2 separate regions of the Homo sapiens genome follow, and region 1 is linked to region 2. Evidence: chromatin loops called from intact Hi-C (ENCODE). Cell type or tissue: mammary epithelial cell. All regions are shown on one strand. Each heading gives the region's core, and the rest is flanking DNA. Links, peaks and the distances in the headings are about the cores only.

Evidence for each region. Peaks named below come from ENCODE experiments on the same cell type or tissue, not always from the same donor. Only the 100,000 strongest peaks of a DNase experiment are listed, where the experiment ranks them.
Region 1: a loop joins it to region 2, with 18 times the contacts of the local background. A loop is called at or near these places in 4 of 110 quality-filtered maps.

Annotation. Positions count from the first base shown.
Region 1 is chr17:20,797,966-20,807,122 of GRCh38, reverse strand. No RefSeq gene overlaps it. Among named protein-coding and RNA genes, the nearest start is that of CCDC144NL-AS1, 66 kb to the left of the region's middle. In mammary epithelial cell, for the core only: a CTCF peak has its summit at 5,368 (motif pointing left); no DNase peak of the experiment used is centred there.
Region 2 is chr17:21,095,841-21,104,997 of GRCh38, reverse strand. No RefSeq gene overlaps it. Among named protein-coding and RNA genes, the nearest start is that of LINC01563, 25 kb to the right of the region's middle. RefSeq lists enhancers at 5,300-5,509, 4,904-5,521, 5,428-5,722, 5,522-6,138 and a silencer at 5,428-5,722. In mammary epithelial cell, for the core only: a CTCF peak has its summit at 5,103; DNase peaks (open chromatin) are centred at 5,597 and 5,867; H3K4me3 peaks cover 898 bases; H3K27ac peaks cover 980 bases; H3K27me3 peaks cover 120 bases.

The DNA.
Region 1 (9,157 bases), core at 698-8,697, 300 kb after region 2:
ATGAACCTTGAAAACATTAGGTTACTTGAAAGAAGCCAGTCACAAAAGACCACAAATTGTATGGTTCCATTTATATGAAATGTCAAGATAGGCAAATCCTATCCTAAAAGAAAGTAAATTAGTGGTTGCCTAGGACTGAGGGATGGAGGAAATGGGGAGTGACTGCGCATGGGTATGGGATTTCTTTTTGGGAGAAATGAAAATATTCTAAAGTTGATTGTGGTGGCCGGGCACGGGGGTTCATGCCTGTAATCCCAGCACTTTGGGAGGCCGAGGCGGGTGGATCACCTGAGGTCGGGAGTTCAAGACTAGCCTGACCAACGTGGAGAAACCCCCTCTCTACTAAAAATACAAAATTAGCCAGGCGTGCTGGTGCATACCAGGCTGAGGCAGGAAAATCGCTTGAACCAGGGAGGTGGAGGTTGTGGTGAGCTGAGATCATGACATTGCACTCCAGCCTGGGCAACGAGGGAAACTCGGTCTCAAAAAAAAAAAAAAAAAAAATGACTGTGGTGATGACTGCAAAACTCTGTGAATATATTAAAACCCATTGAATTATACACTTTTAATTGGTGAACTGCCTGGTTTGTGACTTAAACCTCAATAAAGTTGTTACAGTTTTTAAAATCGCTATATGTAAGGCAATGTTCTAGGTGTTGCAAATACAGAAATTGTCATATGTCTTCTGTTTACCTTTCTAGACCCACTCTTCCCCCATCTCCACTCTGCTCTCAGAGGCTGACCTTATAATCCACATCAAAAGGGTTCCCATGTCTTGGTTGGGTTTGGCCAACTGGTAATCCAGGCAGGAAATTAGAGTGGAAAGGAAGGTAGGCTCAGGATACTTACTGTTTCATCTCCCTCACTGAGAGGGGACCTTGGGCTGGCTGTGTCTCTCCAGTGAAGGCCACTGCTCTTCCAGGGCAGCCGATTTTACACGCTGACTCTTTTAGGTTCAACTGACCACTATTCCCCTTGCCATTTTGGGTCTAAAGATGGTAACATGGCAGCTGCTACTGGCTCCGGGATACTACACTCATTTTTATGATTCCTCTACCCTTTTACATTTGTAAATAACCCTTTACTAAATAAAATAAATACTGTGTCAATAAACTTTACAGTTGAGCAACAAAAAGGAATGAAATACTGACACATGCTAGCACATGAATGAGCCTTGAAAATGTTATGCTGAGTCAAAAAAGCCAGTCACAAAAAAACACGTCACATAGTGTATGATTCCATTTATATAAAATGTCCAGTAATTATTCTGACTGTTCCATCGTTTTTCTGTTGAGACCCTTACTGAACCAGACAAAGCCTTTGCTATCTTAGAGCTTTTGTTCAATGGTCAAAGAAAAGGGGAATAAGAATGTTGGCCGGGCACGGTGGCTCATGCCTGTATTCCCAGCACTTTGGGAGGCTGAGGCGGGTGGATCACAAGGTCAAAAGATCAAGACCATCCTGGCCAACATGGTGAAACCCCATCTCTACTAAAAATACAAACATTAGCTGGGCATGGTGGTATGCTCCTGTAATCCCAGCTACTCGGGAGGCTGAGGCAGGAGAATCGCTTGAACCCAGGAGGTGGAGTTTGCAGTGAGCTGAGATCGTGCCACTGCACTCCAGTCTGGTGAGAGAGTGAGACTCCATCTCATAAAAAAAAAAAAAAAAAAAAGAATGTTTCAGGCAAAGGGAAGAGAAGTGCCATGGTGCTATTTCAGGCAGAAGCTTGTCAGGTTTGCTGTGATGTGGCCAATGTGGAAGGACTCAGTGGGAAGGAAAAGAGATGAGGGCAGAGTAGTGGGCAGGGCCAAGATAAAATAAAGCCATATGCATACTGCTACATTTTTTACTTGTCTAATATATTTCATTAAATATAGACAAAACTTATTATAAATAAAGATATAACTTTTGATGTTTGTAAGGTCATCTGTTATTTGCACTCCTTTTTTTTTCTTTTTTTTTTTTTTTTTGAGGCAGGGTCTCACTCTGTCACCCAGGCTGGAGTGCAGTGGTGCGACCACAGCTGACAGCAGCCTCGACCTCCTGGGCTCAAGCACTCCTCCCACCTTAGCCTCCTGAGTATCTGGGACTACAGACACATGCCACCGTGCCCCACTAATTTTTTATTTTTTGTAAAGACAGGGTTTCTCCATGTTACCCAGGCTGGTCTCAAACTCCTGAGTTCAAACAATCTGCCCACCTTGGCCTCCCAAAAAGCTAAGATTACAGGCATGAGCCACTGTGCCTGGCTTGTTATTTGCATTTGTGATTTTAAAATTCCATGTTTTTTATCATAAGATTGTCAGGTGCTTTCTGGACAGGAAATGACTTAATTTATGACTCAAAATACAAACAAATGTAGGTGATCAAATGCATATCTATGTCTTCAATGGAAATATATATACATATAAGTCATTAATGAAGACAAATGAGAACATGAAATTCATGATATATTTTCTTTTCCATCATCTAGCCCCCTAAAGGAGAGATCTGTTTCATTCAGAGCCCTGGGTTTTGTTTTGTTTCATGATTTGCTTTTTTTTTTTTTAAATAAGAGTTTATTTATTTATTTATTTATTTATTTGAGACAGGGTTTCACTCCCATCAGCCAGTCTGGAGTGCAATGGTGTGATCTCAGTTCACTGCAACTTCTGCCTCCTGGACTCAAGTGATGCTCTTGCCTCAGCCTCCCGAGTAGCTGGGAGTACAGGCACGTGCCACTGCATCCAGCTAATTTTTTGTAGAGACAGGGTTTCACCATGTTGGCCAGGCTGGTCTTGAACTCCTGAGTTCAAGCGATCCGTCTGCCTCTGCCTCCCAAAGTGCTAGGGTTATAGGAATGAGCCACCGTGTGGCCAAAAGAGTTTATTTTTTAAAGAAAATTGACTTCTTTGAAAAAGTAGAAATGAGGCCGGGCGCGGTGGCTCACACCTGTAATTCCAGCACTTTGTGAGACCGAAGCGGGTAGATCGCTTGAACTCAAGAGTTCGAGGCAAACTTGGCCAACGTGGTGAAACCCCGTCTCTACTAAAAATACAAACATTAGCCGGGTGTGGTGGCAGGTGCCTGTAATCCCAGCTACTTGGGAGACTGAGGCAGGAGAATCGCTTGAACCCGGGAGGCGGAGGTTGCAGTGAGCCAAGATCGTGCCATTGCACTCCACCCTGGGCAACGAGAGCAAAACTCCATCTCAAAAAGAAAAGAAAAAGTAGAAATGAGGAAGTGGCCAGCCTGTGTGGGGATCTAATCAAACAAATCTTCCCTTGATGAGGGTAGTGCTTAAGTTGAAAAAAAATTTGCCTATATAATAAATATTGCAATACTTTATTTTATTATTTTTTTTTGAGATGAGGGTCTCGCTGTGTTGCCCAGGCTAGTCTTAAACTCTTGGGCTCAAGGGCTTCTCCTGCCTCAGCCTCCCCAGTGGCTGGGCTAATAGGCACACACCACCGTGCCCAGCTCTACATACTGCTTTTTTTTTTTTTTTTTTTTTTTTGAGACTGAGTCTCACTCTGTCGCCCAGGCTGGAGTGCAGTGGCGCGATCTCCGCTCACTGCAAGCTCTGCCTCCAGGGTTCACACCATTCTCCTGACTCAGACTCTGGAGTAGCTGGGACTGCAGCCTCCGGAGTAGCTGGGACTACAGGCGCCGGCCACCGCCTCCGGCTAATTTTTTGTATTTTTTAGTAGAGACGGAGTTTCACCGTGTTAGCCAGAATGGTCTCGATCTGCTGACCTCGTGATCCGCCCGCCTCGGCCTCCCAAAGTGCTGGGATTGCAGGCATCAGCCACTGCGGCCGGCTCATCCTGATTTTTTTTTTTTTTTTTTTTTTTGAGACTGAGTCTCGCTCTGTCGCCCAGGCTGGAGTGCAGTGGCGCGATCTCGGCTCACTGCAAGCTGCGCCTCCCGGGTTCACGCCGTTCTCCTGCCTCAGCCTCCCGAGTAGCTGGGACAACAGATGCACGCCACCACGCCCAACTAATTTTTTGTATTTTTAGTAGAAGACAGGGTTTCACTGTGTTACCCAGGATGGTCTCGATCTCCTGGCCTCGTGATCCGCCTGCCTCAGCCTCCCAAAGTGCTGGGATTACAGGCTTCAGCCACTGCGCCCGGCCCATACTGATTTTTAAATTAAAAAAACTACATTCTATATTCCCATCATAGCTTCTCCCTAATAAAATCTTTGTGAGTGTTTATGGGACTCCTTCCCTGGAAAATCTGCAAGCAGCCTGGTAGCTTTATATACATAGGAAAGCCAAAGGACAAACTAGGAATTATGTCAGAGATGGGGAAAGACTAAGGATCTTACCCAAATCAGTTGAAAATCAGCTTTAAGTATAAATGGGCCAGGTGTTGGTGGCTCACACCGGTAATCCTAGCACTTTGGGAGGCCAAGGCGGGCAGATCCCTTGAGGTCAGGAGTTCGAGACCACTCTGGCCAACATGGCGAAACCCCGTCTCTACTAAAAATACAAAAATTAGCCAGGCGTGGTGGTGTGTGCCTGTAGTCCCAGCTACTTGGGAGGCTGAGGCAGGAGAATCGCTTGAACCCCGGAGGCAGAGGTTGCAGTGAGCTGAGATCACGCCACTGCACTCCAGCCTGGGCGACAGAGCGAGACTCCATCTCAAAAAAAAAAAAAAAAAAGTATAAATGAAGTACAATTAACATTTTATAATTTTATAGAGCAAAAGTTCATAAAAATAAATATTCTAATTAAGTCTTTCTCCTACATCCTATAAACACTATTGCCGAACCCATTTAAGATTGTAGATAAATTATATCATGCCATGGGTAAAGATTTTCAATAAGGAGTTGCTGGGGTAAGAGTCAAAATTATCCAGCATAAATTCACTGACAGGGATTTCTGTTCAATCTTTTTAAAATTCTAATACCCAATTTATTTCCTCTAGAGAATAACTGATGTAGAATCATAACCTCTTTGGTGGACCTTGATTTTTCCATCTGTAAAAGTATAGAACTAGCTTGGTTTTTTTTTTGTTTGTTTTTTGTTTTTGAGGCGGAGTCTCGCGCTGTCGCCCAGGCTGGAGTGCGGCTGCGCGATCTCGGCTCACTGCAAGCTCCGCCTCTCAGGTTCGCGCCATTCTCCTGCGTCAGCCTCCCGAGCAGCTGGGACTGCAGGCGCCAGCCACCACACCTGGCTTTTTTTGTTTTTTTGTATTTTTAGTAAAGACGGGGTTTCACAGTGTTATCCAGGATGGTTTACAATCTCCTGACCTCGTGATCCGCCCGCCTCGGCCTCCCAAAGTGCTGGGCTGACAGGCCTGAGCCACCCCGCCCGCCCGGCTACAACTAGTTTTGAACTTAACAGTCAACAAATGCCTACCCTCTCCGTATCTGTCTGATTAGAGCGCCCTCATGTGTGCATTTGTTGTAATGTTTTAGAAATCTGAAAAAATATTAATCTCAGCAGTAAAACAATAAACAATGTCTTCATTTGCACATTTATGATAGCTTTAAGTATTACTCAGTAAATGCTAAAGGCAAATGCTGTAGTATGTTAATCTTACTGTCGTTGGCTATCAAACCTTTCATATGCCAATTTTATTCTAAAACAGTCAAGTGATTGTTTCGGTTTAAATTTTAATTTAATGACAAAGGATTTTTTCCCTTAAAACTTCTAAGTATTTCACTATAATATTATTTCCTCATTAGGCTTAAAGGAAAATATGTGGTCAATTGAGTTGTTATTTATTATACATGATAGCTTGACGTCATCATTTTAGGGAGAGAAAACAGCTCCAGGGACCAATTCTAACTCAGTTTTTTGATGTAAGCATTTACTTGTCGGCCAGGCACAATGGCTCACACCTGTAATCCCAGCACTTTGAGAGGCCGAGGCGGGTGGATCACGAGGTTAGGAGTTCAAGACCAGCCTGGCCAAGATGGTGAAAACCCATCTGTACTAAAACTATAAAAATTAGCCAGGTGTGATGGCCGGCACCTGTAATCCCAGCTGCTCGGGAGGCTGAGGCAGGAGAATCACTTGAACCCTGGTGGCAGAGGTTGCAGTGAGCCAAGATCACGCCACTGCACTCCAGGCTGGGCAATAAGAGTGAAACTCCATATCAAAAAAAAAAAAAAAAAAAAAAGAATTTACTAGTCTAAATCATAACAATGTAATTTCTTCCTACTCAAAGAGAGTACATTGGAGGAAGCCAAAAGAGAAGGTTATTTATTTATATACTTTACTTATTTATTTATTTATTTATTTTTGAGATGGAGTCTTGCTCTGTCACCCAGGCTGGAGTGCAGTGGTGTGATCTCGGCTCACTGCAACATCCGCCTCCCGGGTTCAAGTGATTCTCCTGCTTCAGCCTCCCTAGTAGCTGGAATTACAGGTGTATGCCGCCACCACTAGCTAATTTTTGTATTTTTAGTAGAGATGGGTTTTCACCATGTTAGCCAGGCTGGTCTCAAACTCCTGACCTCAGGTGATCCACCCGCCTCAGCCTCCCAAACTGCTGGGATTACAGGCATGAGCCACCAAGCCCAGCCTAGAGAAGCTTATTTTTTAAAAGAAAATACACACAAAAAAATCAAAATCTCCTAAGTCCAATTGTAATTTTTTTTGGCTTTTAAAAAATGTTAATGCCCTTAAATATTCTCCTATCCAGTCATTGTATTTTAAATGGCATTCCTCCAACAAATATTTGTTGAGCCTCCACTACGTGCCAGGATTGAAATTTCAAACTGAAGGAGGCAATAGCTACTGAAGTAAAGCAAAAAAAAGTACTGGTTGTTTTTCCTTCTATAAAATGACCTAGAAATAACCGCTTTACCCAGGAGAGTTGCTGTAATGATCTAATAACATGATATATATAACCACAATTTTAAAAGAATGAGGTGTTATTAAAATGTTTGCAAGAGAAACCCTAGTAATTCCAAGCACATATTTTAGGAATGGTTTCTTGTGTAGAAAATCCTTGAATGTGAGGCTCTGCTGATTTTTTTAATACATATTCTCTGCTTGTGCATGCAGATTTTTTTTTTTTTTTGAGACAGAGTCTTGCTCTGTCACCCAGGCTGGAGTGCATTGGCACTATCTTGGCTCACTGCAACTGCCACCTCCTGGTTTCAAGTGATTCTCCTGCCTTAGCCTCCTGAGTAGATGGAATTACAGGCGTGTGCCACTACACTTGGCTAATTTTTGTAATTTTAGTAGAGATGAGGTTTCACCATGTTGGCCAGGTTGGTCTGAAACTCCTGACCTCAGGTGATCCTCCTGCCTTGGCCTCCCAAATTGCTGGGATTACAGGCATGAGCCACCATGCCCAGTTGAATGTGTATACTTTAATTAAAATTTTTCTTCAAATTTTTCATGACAGGACAGAAAGTGGAAAGACAGAATTATGTCACCTAAGAAAAGAAGTCTGAACTGTTCTTTTCTTCATTGCCTCTTATGGTCTTTCTCTTAGCAAGGCATGGCACGAATTGGTTGGAGATGATACCAGTTGAGCCAAGAGGTCAGACCGGCTATACCAGACTAGACAGAAGGGAGCAATGGAAAAAATTCCCTGAACCCAGACACCAGCAGTCCTTGATATTCAAATGAAGGCAGCATATAGATTATCTTAGTGGCTCTGTGGTCCTAGGGCCCTGAGGAAAATGGAACAGACCGTGTTGGTTTCCTCCCATCATGGGTTGGAACCCACTTCCTATTCTCTGCCTCTTCTTTCCTGTCTCCCACATATCCACAGCCTCCCTTCCTGCTGTCCTCAACCCATTCAGAATCCTCCACTGTATTCCAGAAAAGTTTCATGCCCCACAATTCTGTCTTCTCCATAACCCAGTTTAAATTGTCATGTTTTCATATGGCCTATTGTTCAATTATCCCCAACTTTTTAAAGTGTGATGACCCCCTCCCTGCCCTTTAAAACTTATTATGGAAATCATTTAATATGCCAAAAGTAGATAAAAATCTAACAAATTCCTAGGTACCCATTATCTTGCTTTAACTACTAGCAACATATGAGACCAGGCCGGGCGCCATGACTCACGCCTGTAATCCCAGCACTTTGGGAAGCCGAGGTGGGTGGATCACCCGAACTCAGGAGTTCAAGACCAACCTGGCCAACATGGTGAAACCACCATCTCTACTAAAAATACAAAAACTAGCTGGGCACAGTGGCACATGCCTATAATCCCAGCTACCCGGGAGGCTGAGGCAGGAGAATTGCTGGAACAATGAGCCAAGACTGTGCCACTGCACTCCAGTCTGGGCGACAGAGCAAGACTCCAATTCAGAAAAAAAAAAGTTAGCCAGATGTGGTGGCACACGCCTGTAATCCCAGCTACTTGGGAGGCTGAGGCAGGAGAATAACTTGAATCCAGGAGGTGGAGGGTGCGGTGAGCCGAGATCATGCTATTGCACTCCAGCCTGGGTGACAGTGAGACTCTCTCAAAGACAAAAAACAAAACATATGAGACCAGCAGTTTGACTAGGTTAAAACACAGCATGAAAGTAGGTAGTGATTAGGGAATCAAACAACTTTTGAAATGAAAATTATTATAATAAGGTTGGGTGCAGTGGCTCATGCCTGTAATCCCAGCACTTTGGGAGGCTGAGGCGAGTGGATGACTTGAGGCCAGGAGTTCAGGAGCAGCCTGGCCAACATAGTGAAACCCTGCCTCCACTAAAAATACAAAAATTAGCCGGGCGTCATGGCGCAGGCCTGTGGTCCCAGTTACTCCGGAGGTTGAGGCACAAGAATTGCTTGACCCCGGGATGGGGAGGTTGCAGTGAACTGAGATCGCACTACTGCACTCCTCCAGCCTGGGCGACACAGTGAGACTCTGTCTCAAAATAATAATAATAACAATAATTTTTAAAAATAACACCTGATTTTGGGAGAGGCAAAAAATTTAAAAAAAGAAAATTATAATATTTGAAAGTAGAAAATCAATGGAAAGATTAAACAGATGAATAGTATGAATGAATAATTTGTGACCTAGAAGATAGCCCCAAAGAAGTTACCCAGAATGCACAGAGACAAAGAAATGGAAAGCGTGAAAGATCATGGGTCATGGACGATAGAGTGCAAAGATCCAATGTATACCTGGATTTCCAGAAGGAGGAAATAGAGAAAATGGGGCAGAGGCCATATTTGAAAGGTTATGACTGAGAATTTTCAA
Region 2 (9,157 bases), core at 388-8,387:
CTACAGCAAAGACACCACTAAAGGATGAGCATGGCAGTGTAAAAAAAACAATTAGGAAAGGGTAGGTATATGTAAAATAGGTGAAGAGTGGGGATCAATCAGAGGAAAGCATGCCAAACGGGAAGACAGGTTCTCGATCCTATCCAAGGATCTACGTGGCACTGTCTTCAGTTCAAAGGTCGGGTTTCACCAGGGACCCACCCCTATCTGCCTAGGCATTTGACTGCCTCCTGTCACTATCCCAAAGGGCTACTAAGGAGTAACTGATAAGGTCCATACCGTTTTGATTGAAGAGAGTTTTCTTGTTTGTGTTTTTCATTTAATTTAATTAATTAATTAATTTATTTTTAAGACGGAGTCCCACTCTGTCACCCAGGCTGGAGCGCAGTGGTGTGATCTAGGCTCACTGCAACCTCCGCTTCCCGGGTTCAAGCGATTCTCCTGCCTCAGCCTCCCGAGTAGCTGGGATTACAGGCACGCACCACCATGCCCAGCTAATTTTGTATTTTTAGTAGAGACAGGGTTTCATCATGTTGGTCAGGCTGGTCTCAAACTGCCGACCTCAGGTGATCCACCTGCCTTGGCCTCCCAAAGTGCTGGGATTACAGGCATGAGCCACTGCGCCCCACCGAGTTTTGTTTTTAATGTTATTTCCAATAGACGAAACCTGCTGGTTGAAGTCTGTGGTCCTTGCAGTTTTAGTTTCCCAGGAGCTCACTATGAAAAGATTCTTTCACTAATATGTAATTTATAATTGTTTCATAAGACCATTGTAATATCTGGATCTGTCTCCCTTTACTGTTACAGATGTACAGTTTTCTGGAGATAATTTCATAGGTCTGCGATTATGATTTTGAATGGAGATTCAAAATCCCCAGCTGGTGCTTACCAAAAGGGGGTCAACCTAGATGAAGCAGAACCAGTGGAAGGAAGAGCTTTTGGCTAAGGAATTTTAAAAGCCTCAGTTAATTTTCCCAGTTGAGCTTTTGTGTGGGTGTTTTTTTTTTGGGGGCGGGGACGGAGTCTCGCTCTTCCCCCAAGCTGGAGTGCAGTGGCACAATCTTGGCTCACTGCAAGCTCCCCCTCCCAGGTTCACGCCATTCTCCTGCCTCAGCCTCCCGAGTAGCTGGGACTATAGGCGCCCGCCACCAAGCCCAGCTAATTTTTTTGTATTTTTTAGTAGAGACAGGGTTTCACTGTGTTAGCCAGGATGGTCTCAATCTCCTGACCTTGTGATCTGCCCGCCTTGGCCTCCCAAAGTGCTGGGATTATAGGCGTGAGCCACCATGCCCGACCATTTTTTTTTTTTTTTTTTGAGACAGAGTCTTGTTCTGTCGCCCAGGCTGGAGTGCAGTGGCACAATCTTGGCTCACTGCAACCTCCACCTCCTGGGTTCACGGCATTCTCCTGCCTCAGCCTCCCAAGTAGCTGGGACTACAGGCGCCCGCCACTACACCTGGCTAATTTTTTTTTTTTTTGTATTTTTAGTAGAGATGGAGTTTCACCATGTTAGCCAGGATGGTCTTGATCTCCTGATCTCGTGATCCACCCGCCTCGGCCTCCTAAAGTGCTGGGATTACAGGCATGAGCCACCGCGCCCGGCTTATTTTTGTTGTTTTTTTTTAAGACACAGGGTCTTAACTTGTTGCCTAGGCTGGAGCACAGTGGCATGATCATGGCTCACTCCTGGGCTCGAGCAATCCTCCCACCTCAGCCTCCCAAGTAGCTGGGACCACAGGTGTATGCCACCATGCCCAGCTAATTTTTTGTATTATTTGTAGACATGGGGGTCTCATTATGTTGCCTGGTCTGGTCTCAAACTCCTGGGCTCAAGTGATCTTTTGCCTCAGCCTCCCAAAATGCTGGGATTACAGGTGTGTGCCACCTTGCCCAGCCTTGAGTTTTGATTATTCCATTTATGCGTTTTTATTTTGTTGTGTTTTGTCTTGTTTTGAGACAGGGTCTTGCTCTATCGCCCAGGCAGGAGTGAAGTGGAGTGATCTCGGCTCGCTGCAACCTCTGCTTCCTGGGTTCAAGCTATCCTCCCGCCTCAGCCTACCAACTAGTTGGGGCTACAGGCATGCACCACCACTCCCAGCTAATTTTTGTATTTTTAGTAGAGATGGGGTTTCACCATGTTGGCCAGGGTGGTCTCAAACTCCTGACCTCAAGTGATCTGCCTGCCTTGGCCTCCCAAAGTGCTGGGATTACAGGCGTGAGCCATCACAACTGGCTGCATTTATCTGTTTTATTAACCCAGGTAACTACAAATGATGAACACATTGTAAATGTTGGAGAATGGGCCACATTTTATATACTGATTGGTTAAGGGAATTTTACTTACTCCTAAGGCTGTTGCTTTTCTGCACGGAAATGCCTTTTACCCTGTGAGAAAACATGCAAATCATTACCAGAACATATTTGTATATTTGCAAGTGTTAAATCAAGTTTAGCCTAAAGCTGCCTCCTTACGTATTTTAAGTTTGGCCTAAAGGTCTCTCTGCACATTGTGAACTATAACCTAAATGAAGTTGTAAGCAGACTGTAGCCTACTCTTGTGTCAGTCACTGCATTTTGGCCAATGCAAAGGTGGCCTACTGTTCAAACTCTGTTCAAGTAAGGTAAATGCTGAGCTGTAACCAATCCGCTGTTTCTGTACCTCACTTCCATTTTCCATACCTCACTTTCCTTTTTCTGTCTGTAAATCTTCTTCCACCACATGGCTGTACTGGAGTCCCTGAGCCTACTCTGGCTGAGGCTACCTGATTTGCCAATCGTTCTTGTTCAAATAAACTCTGCTAAATTTAATTCAGCTGAGTTTTTCCTTTAAGACAAGGGTGGCAACTGGAGTAATCCAATAGCCGTACCTTGAAAGGGGCCTCTGGTAAAGGAAAATGTCCTTGGGAACTGTATGACAGTTTCCTTAGATTACGTTCTGGACAAATGTGACAGTTTTACACCTTATGAGTTATAGTTGGAGAAGTTTTCCAAAAATAGCTTTCCCCAAGCAACCATTTTGTCAGGGCTCTAGTGAGTGAGGTCAAATACACAGGTTAAAAATAACTGACCCAGCACTTCGGGAGGCCAAGGCGGGCGGATCACGAGGTCAGGAGATGGAGACCATCCTGGCTAACACGGTGAAACCCCGTCTCTACTAAAAATACAAAAAATTAGCCGGGCGTGGTGGCGGGCGCCTGTAGTCCCAGCTACTCGGGAGGCTGCGGCAGGAGAATGGCGTGAAACCGGCAGGCAGAGCCTGCAGTGAGCCGAGATCGCGCCACCGCACTCCAGCCTGGGCGACAGAGTGAGACTCCATCTCAAAAAAATAAATAAATAAAAAATAACTGAGCCGGGCGTGGTGTCTCACGCCTGTAATCCTAGCACTTTGGGAGGCCGAGGCAGGCAGATTGCCTGACCTCAGGAGTTCGAGAACAGCCTGGGCAACACAGTGAAACCCGGTATCCACTAAAAAATACAAAAAATAAGCCGGGCTTGGCAGCGTGCACCTGTAGTCCCAGCTACTCGGGAGGCTGAGGCAGGAGAACTGCTTGAATCTGGGAGGCAGGATAATTGCTTGAACCCAGGAGGTGCAGGTTGCAGAGCTGACGCCACTGCACTCCAGCCTGGGACAGCGCGAGACTCTGTCTCCAAGAAAAAAAAAAAAAAAAAAAAAAAAAACCACAACCAAAAAAAAGTGTAGGCTGGGCGCGGTGGCTCACACCTGTAATCCCAGCACTTTGGGCGGCTGAGGTGGGCAGATCACCTGAGGTTGGGAGTTCGAGACCAGCCTAACATGGAGAAACCCCATCTCTACCAAAAATACAGAATTAGCCGGGCGTGGTGGCACATGCCTGTAATCCCAGCTACTTGGGAGGCTGAGGCAGGAGCATCACTTGAATCCGGGAGGCGGAGGTTGCAGTGAGCCGAGATCGTGCCATTGCACTCCAGCCTAGGCAACAAGAGCAAAACTCCATCTCAAAATAAATAAATAAATAAAATAACTGTAATTCAGCAGGAAGTATAGGCACATTGTTTGGCACACACTGTACCTCATCTTTGGTGGAGTATGTTCCCCCTTTTTCTAGAGGGCAAGAGCTGTATCTAGTTTGTTGCCACGGTGCTATGTGCTTTTCATACAGACATTTATTGACTGCAATACAGAAATACTGAGGAAGTGATGATGTTGTCATACCACCTCCTGCATGAAGGCTTCCCTAACCCTGCCTCCTTTCCCAGACTGAAAGTAATTTCCACATTCTCAGAATGTGGAATATTCTTATAGCTCCAAACACATGGAGCCTTCAGGAACAATTACTCACATATTCGTCTTAATTATCCAAACCACCCTGAATCTTGCTACAAAGAACATAAATTCTATGTATATTCAATGTGACTTTTTGGCACAGATTAAGCATTAATAACCTTTTGAAGAAAGGTTATGGTTACATGGAACTTTAAAGCATATTTTAATCTGTTTATGAATACTTAATTTCCCCTTGTAATTTAGGTATTGATCTTTGAAGTTATAGGGCTTTTTATCTATAAAGTGACTCTGGGCCTGGCGCAGTGGCTCAGGCTTGTAATCCCAGCACTTTGGGAGGCCGAGGCAGACGGCTCACCTGAGGAGTTCGAGACCAGCCTGGCCAACATAGTGAAACTCTGTCTCTACTAAAAATACAAAAAATTAGGCCGGACGCAGTGGCTTACGCCTGTAATCCTAGCACTTTGGGAGGCCCAGGCGGGTGGATCATGACGTCATGAGTTTGAGACCAGCCTGACCAACATGGTGAAACCCCGTCTCTACTAAAAATACAAAAATTAGCCAGGCGTGGTGGCGCGAGTTTGTGATCCCAGCTACTCGGGAGGCTGAGGCAGGAGAATCGCTTGAACCCGGGGGGGTGGAGGTTGCAGTGAGCCGAGATCCCGAGATCACGCCACTGCACTCCAGCGTGGACAACAGAGCAAGACTCTGCCAAAAAAAAAAAAAAAAAAAAAAAAAAAAGTGACTGGAAAATAATAGTCATTTTTAGGTTGGGCAGTGCTCAGCGCTATATTGGGGTCTCAAAAAGTGTCAACCAGTGTATTACTGAAGACGGACAGGTGGTGGCAGGGCTCTTAGCTGAGGGATGGAAAAATGCTTGCTGCCTAGAATTCACTTACATTCTTTGTTTCCTCTCTCCAGGTTTCTGGCTCTGTGTGGAATAGGCACTGTCCTCCTGGTAGGTGTAAGGGAATCAGATGTTGCATTTTGATCGTGATAAGTTACTTGCTTTTCTGCTTTGTTCACCTTAAATTGAAAGTGGAGAGATGCAAATTCTGCCCCATCCTGGGGAGGCAGCTCCTGCTTCCAGCCAGCTCTGGAGCAGGTTCAGGTGTCCGCAACTTTAAAATTGCCTTGGGGGTCTTTCGGGAAGCACTTCGCAGGGGACAAGCGCGTGGTTATGGTTTGGGTACAGGCAGCGTTTTCCCCAAGGACTTGCTGGCGCCCGCTTCAGGGATGCGCGTAAGCTCCCGAGGCTGTCAGTCAGTCCCTCGGTCGCTCCGGAAATTTGAAAGATTGTTAATCAAGAGGTCTCCACCAATGGATGGGCACAGGTCGTGGCTGGGCCAATCAGGCTCTGTCTCTAGGACTTTGGCGCGAAAAGACGCAAGGTCCAAAAAGAAAAAGAAAAAAAAAAAGAAAAAGGAAACGGTAGTGTGAGATTGATAGATTCTAGCAGCCCTCCTATGAACCTGCCCGTTAATTCCTCTTCTCTAAATGTCTGCCTTTTTTCTTCGTGTACAATTCCTTTTTGTCAGTGTAGCAGGAATAAATATCGATCTCTATCAACGTTGGTGTAAAAGGACCCTGCCTTTTAGCAGCTCATTCCGCCCCCAACAAAAGACTACACTTCCCAGCGACCCTTGCAGACCCGAAAAGCCGGTTTCCACACCCCGAGGCTCTCTCATGCCCTTCTCCCAGTCACTATGCCTAGCCCCAGATAACCACTCTTCTGTCCTCTAGCACCTCCATCACCAGTTCCTGGACTTCATGAAGGGGTACGCTTTGCATCTGGCTTCTTTCACCCAACATCATGTCTGTGATATTCGAGTAATGATTATATGGGTGTGCACATGTATAAAACTCGTAAGTTTGTACTCTTAAGATTGATGTTTTGTTGTTTTTTGAGATGGAGTTTCGCTCCGTCGCCCAGGCTGGAGTGCAGTGGTGCGATCTCGGCTCACTGCCATCTCTGCCTCCCGGGTTCAAGTGATTCTCCTGCGTCAGCCTCCTGAGTAGCTGGGACTACAGGCGTGAGCCACCACTCCCGGCTAATTTTTGTATTTTTAGTGGAGACAGGGTTTCACTATGTTGGCCGGGCTGGTCTCAAACTCCTGGCCTCAAGTGATCCTCCCGCCACGGCCTCCCAAAATGTTGGGATTACAGGCATGAGTTACAATCATATGTATAGTATACCTTAAAAAAAGGATGTAACATTTCATTCTTGAGTTTGTATTTCCCAAGGTATCCAAAATCAGGCCAGAAGGTTTTAGTGAAATTCTCTACTTTTGTTTTAATCAAATTTCATATTCTAGGAAATCACTCACTTTCACCTTCAGGCTGAAGTGCACACTCCTTTGATTAGTAATATGCAGTTAAGGGAGCAGGTTCTGGGGCCAGACTTCCTGGGCACAAATCACATTTCTGCCTCTTACTAGCAGTGTGAGCCTGAAGAAAGTATTTAACCAGTTTAACTCATCCATAAAATGAAATAATCGCAGCCTGGCCAATGTGGCAAAACTCCGTCTCTACTGAAAAAAAAAAATTAGCCGGGAGTGGTGGCGCTCGCCTGTAATCCCAGCTACTTGGGAGGCTGAGACAGGAGAATGGCTTGAACCCAGGAGAGGTAGCAGTGAGCCAAGATCACGCCACTGCACTCCAGTCTGGGCGACAGAGCAAGACTGTCTCAGAAAAAAAAAAACCATCATATTACCTATCTCTCAGGGTTGTTGAGTGGTTAAATGTGTGCTTATGAAAAGTGCTTAGAATACTAAGAACAACAGAATGCGTGCTATTGTTATTGATGCTCAGTATTATGATTGGCCCACAAGGCTCTTCCTGATCTGTTTCTTATCAGCCTTCCAGCATCGTGTCTCACCATTCTCCCTCTGGTTTCTACCCATCCAAGTGTACCTAATCTTGCTGTTTAACTTATTTTCATGTTCTCCTCCCTCTGCCCAAAACACCCTTACCCCAGGCTGGAGCATCCACCATATAGTTTGAGCACACACTTAGGGCACCAGCAAAGCAGAGGCAACCCCCTAAGAAAAAAGAGAGTGAAGAAAAAGAATATATCTCTACAGTATTTGATGGCTGGGCGTGGTGGCTCAAGCCTGTAATCCCAGAACTTTGGGAGGCTGAGGCGGGCAGATCATGAGGTCAGGAGATTGAGACCATCCTGGCTAACATGGTGAAACCCCGTCTCTACTAAAAATATACAAAAAAATTAGCCGGGTGTGGTGGGGGGCTCCTGTAGTCCCAGCTACTTGGGAGGCTGAGGCAGGAGAATGGCATGAACCCAGAAGGCGGAGTTTGCAGTGAGCCGAGATCATGCCACTGCACTCCAGCCTGGCCGACAGAACGAGACTCCGTCTCAAAAAAAAAAAAAAAAAAAAGAATATATCGCTACAGTATTTGATGGTTGACACCCTGTCCCTTCCACCACCAGCAAAAAAAGCATGGAAGGAGTTACAGGAAGTTCATACTTTATTGGGCTGCATTGCCCCTATTTTATGGTCTAGAGTTGTTTGTATTTGAAATACATTTGGGTGGTGGGATGAGTGTAATCTCTTCAGTACTTAGGCCCTTACAGGTCTTTGTGGCAGATGGTGTTTTCCAAAATGGCCACAGTGATATCTCCCATCCCACATCCTCTTTCCTGCAAGGTGACTTTGACACTTCTGTTGAGAGGTAGAACCTCTCCACTTCAATCTGGGAGGGCTTGTGACTATGGTGAAAGTGAGGCCATGTCACTTCCAAGTCCGGGTGAGATAGCTTCTTCCTTGTTCCCAGGAAGTGTAGCCCCAGACTTGCTGTTGGAACCCAGCTGCTGTGCTATCAGGAAGTCCGGGCTACATGAAGAGGCAACATGGAGTGTTCTGGTCAACAGCCCCAGCTGAGGGCCCAGCCAACAACTAGTGTCAACCGGTAGATATTTCAGTGAAGCCTTTAAGATGAATCAAGTACCAGCCCCTATCTCCCTGCAACTGTATCAGAGATCCTGAGAGAACTATACCAACCAATTTCCAGAACCACGAAAAAGTAAAGCAAAATGTCGTCGTGCTAAGCCACTAAGTTTTGGAGTGATTAACAGTTGTAATGGGGCCCTCTCCTTCCCCACCCAACTTATCCTATTCTTCTTTTCTTTTCTTTCTTTTTATTTATTATTTTTTGAGACAGTCTTGCTTTGTCACCCAGGCTGGAGAGCAGTGGCGCAGCCATGGCTCACTGCAACCTCTGCCTCCCAGGTTCAAGTGATTCTCATGCCTCAGCTTCCAGAGTAGCTGGGACTACAGGCATGTGCCACCACGCCCAGCTAATTTTTGTATTTTTAGTAGATTCAGGGTTTTACCATGTTGGCCAGGCTGGTCTCAAACTCCTGGCCTCAAGTGATCCTCCTGCCTCAACCTCCCAAAGTGCTGGGATTACAGGCATGAGCCACTGCACCTGGCCTTTCTTTTCTTTTTTTTTTTTTTGGAGACAGTTGCCCAGGCTAGAGTGCAGTGGCAGTGGCACAGTCATGGTTCATTGCAACCACTGCCTCCTGGTCTCAAGTCATCCTCCCCGTTCCACTTCCCAAGTAGCTGGGACCATAGCCACACACCACCACGCCTGGCTAATTTTTATTTTTATTTTTATTTTTGTAGAGATGGAGTTTCGCTATGTTGCCCATGTTGGTCTTGAACTCCTGAGCTCTAGCAGTCTGCCTGCCTTAGCCTCCTAAAGAGCTGAGATTACAGGCATCAGCCACTGGGCCCAGCCCCATACTTGATTTTCTTTCTTTTTGAGACAGTCTGATGTTCAAGACTGCTCCAGTGTCCCACCTGTAGGTGGCCTTCCCTGACCTTTAGGGCTGAGTGAGGTGCTTCCTCCAGGCTCTCACAGTCCTTTGCATCC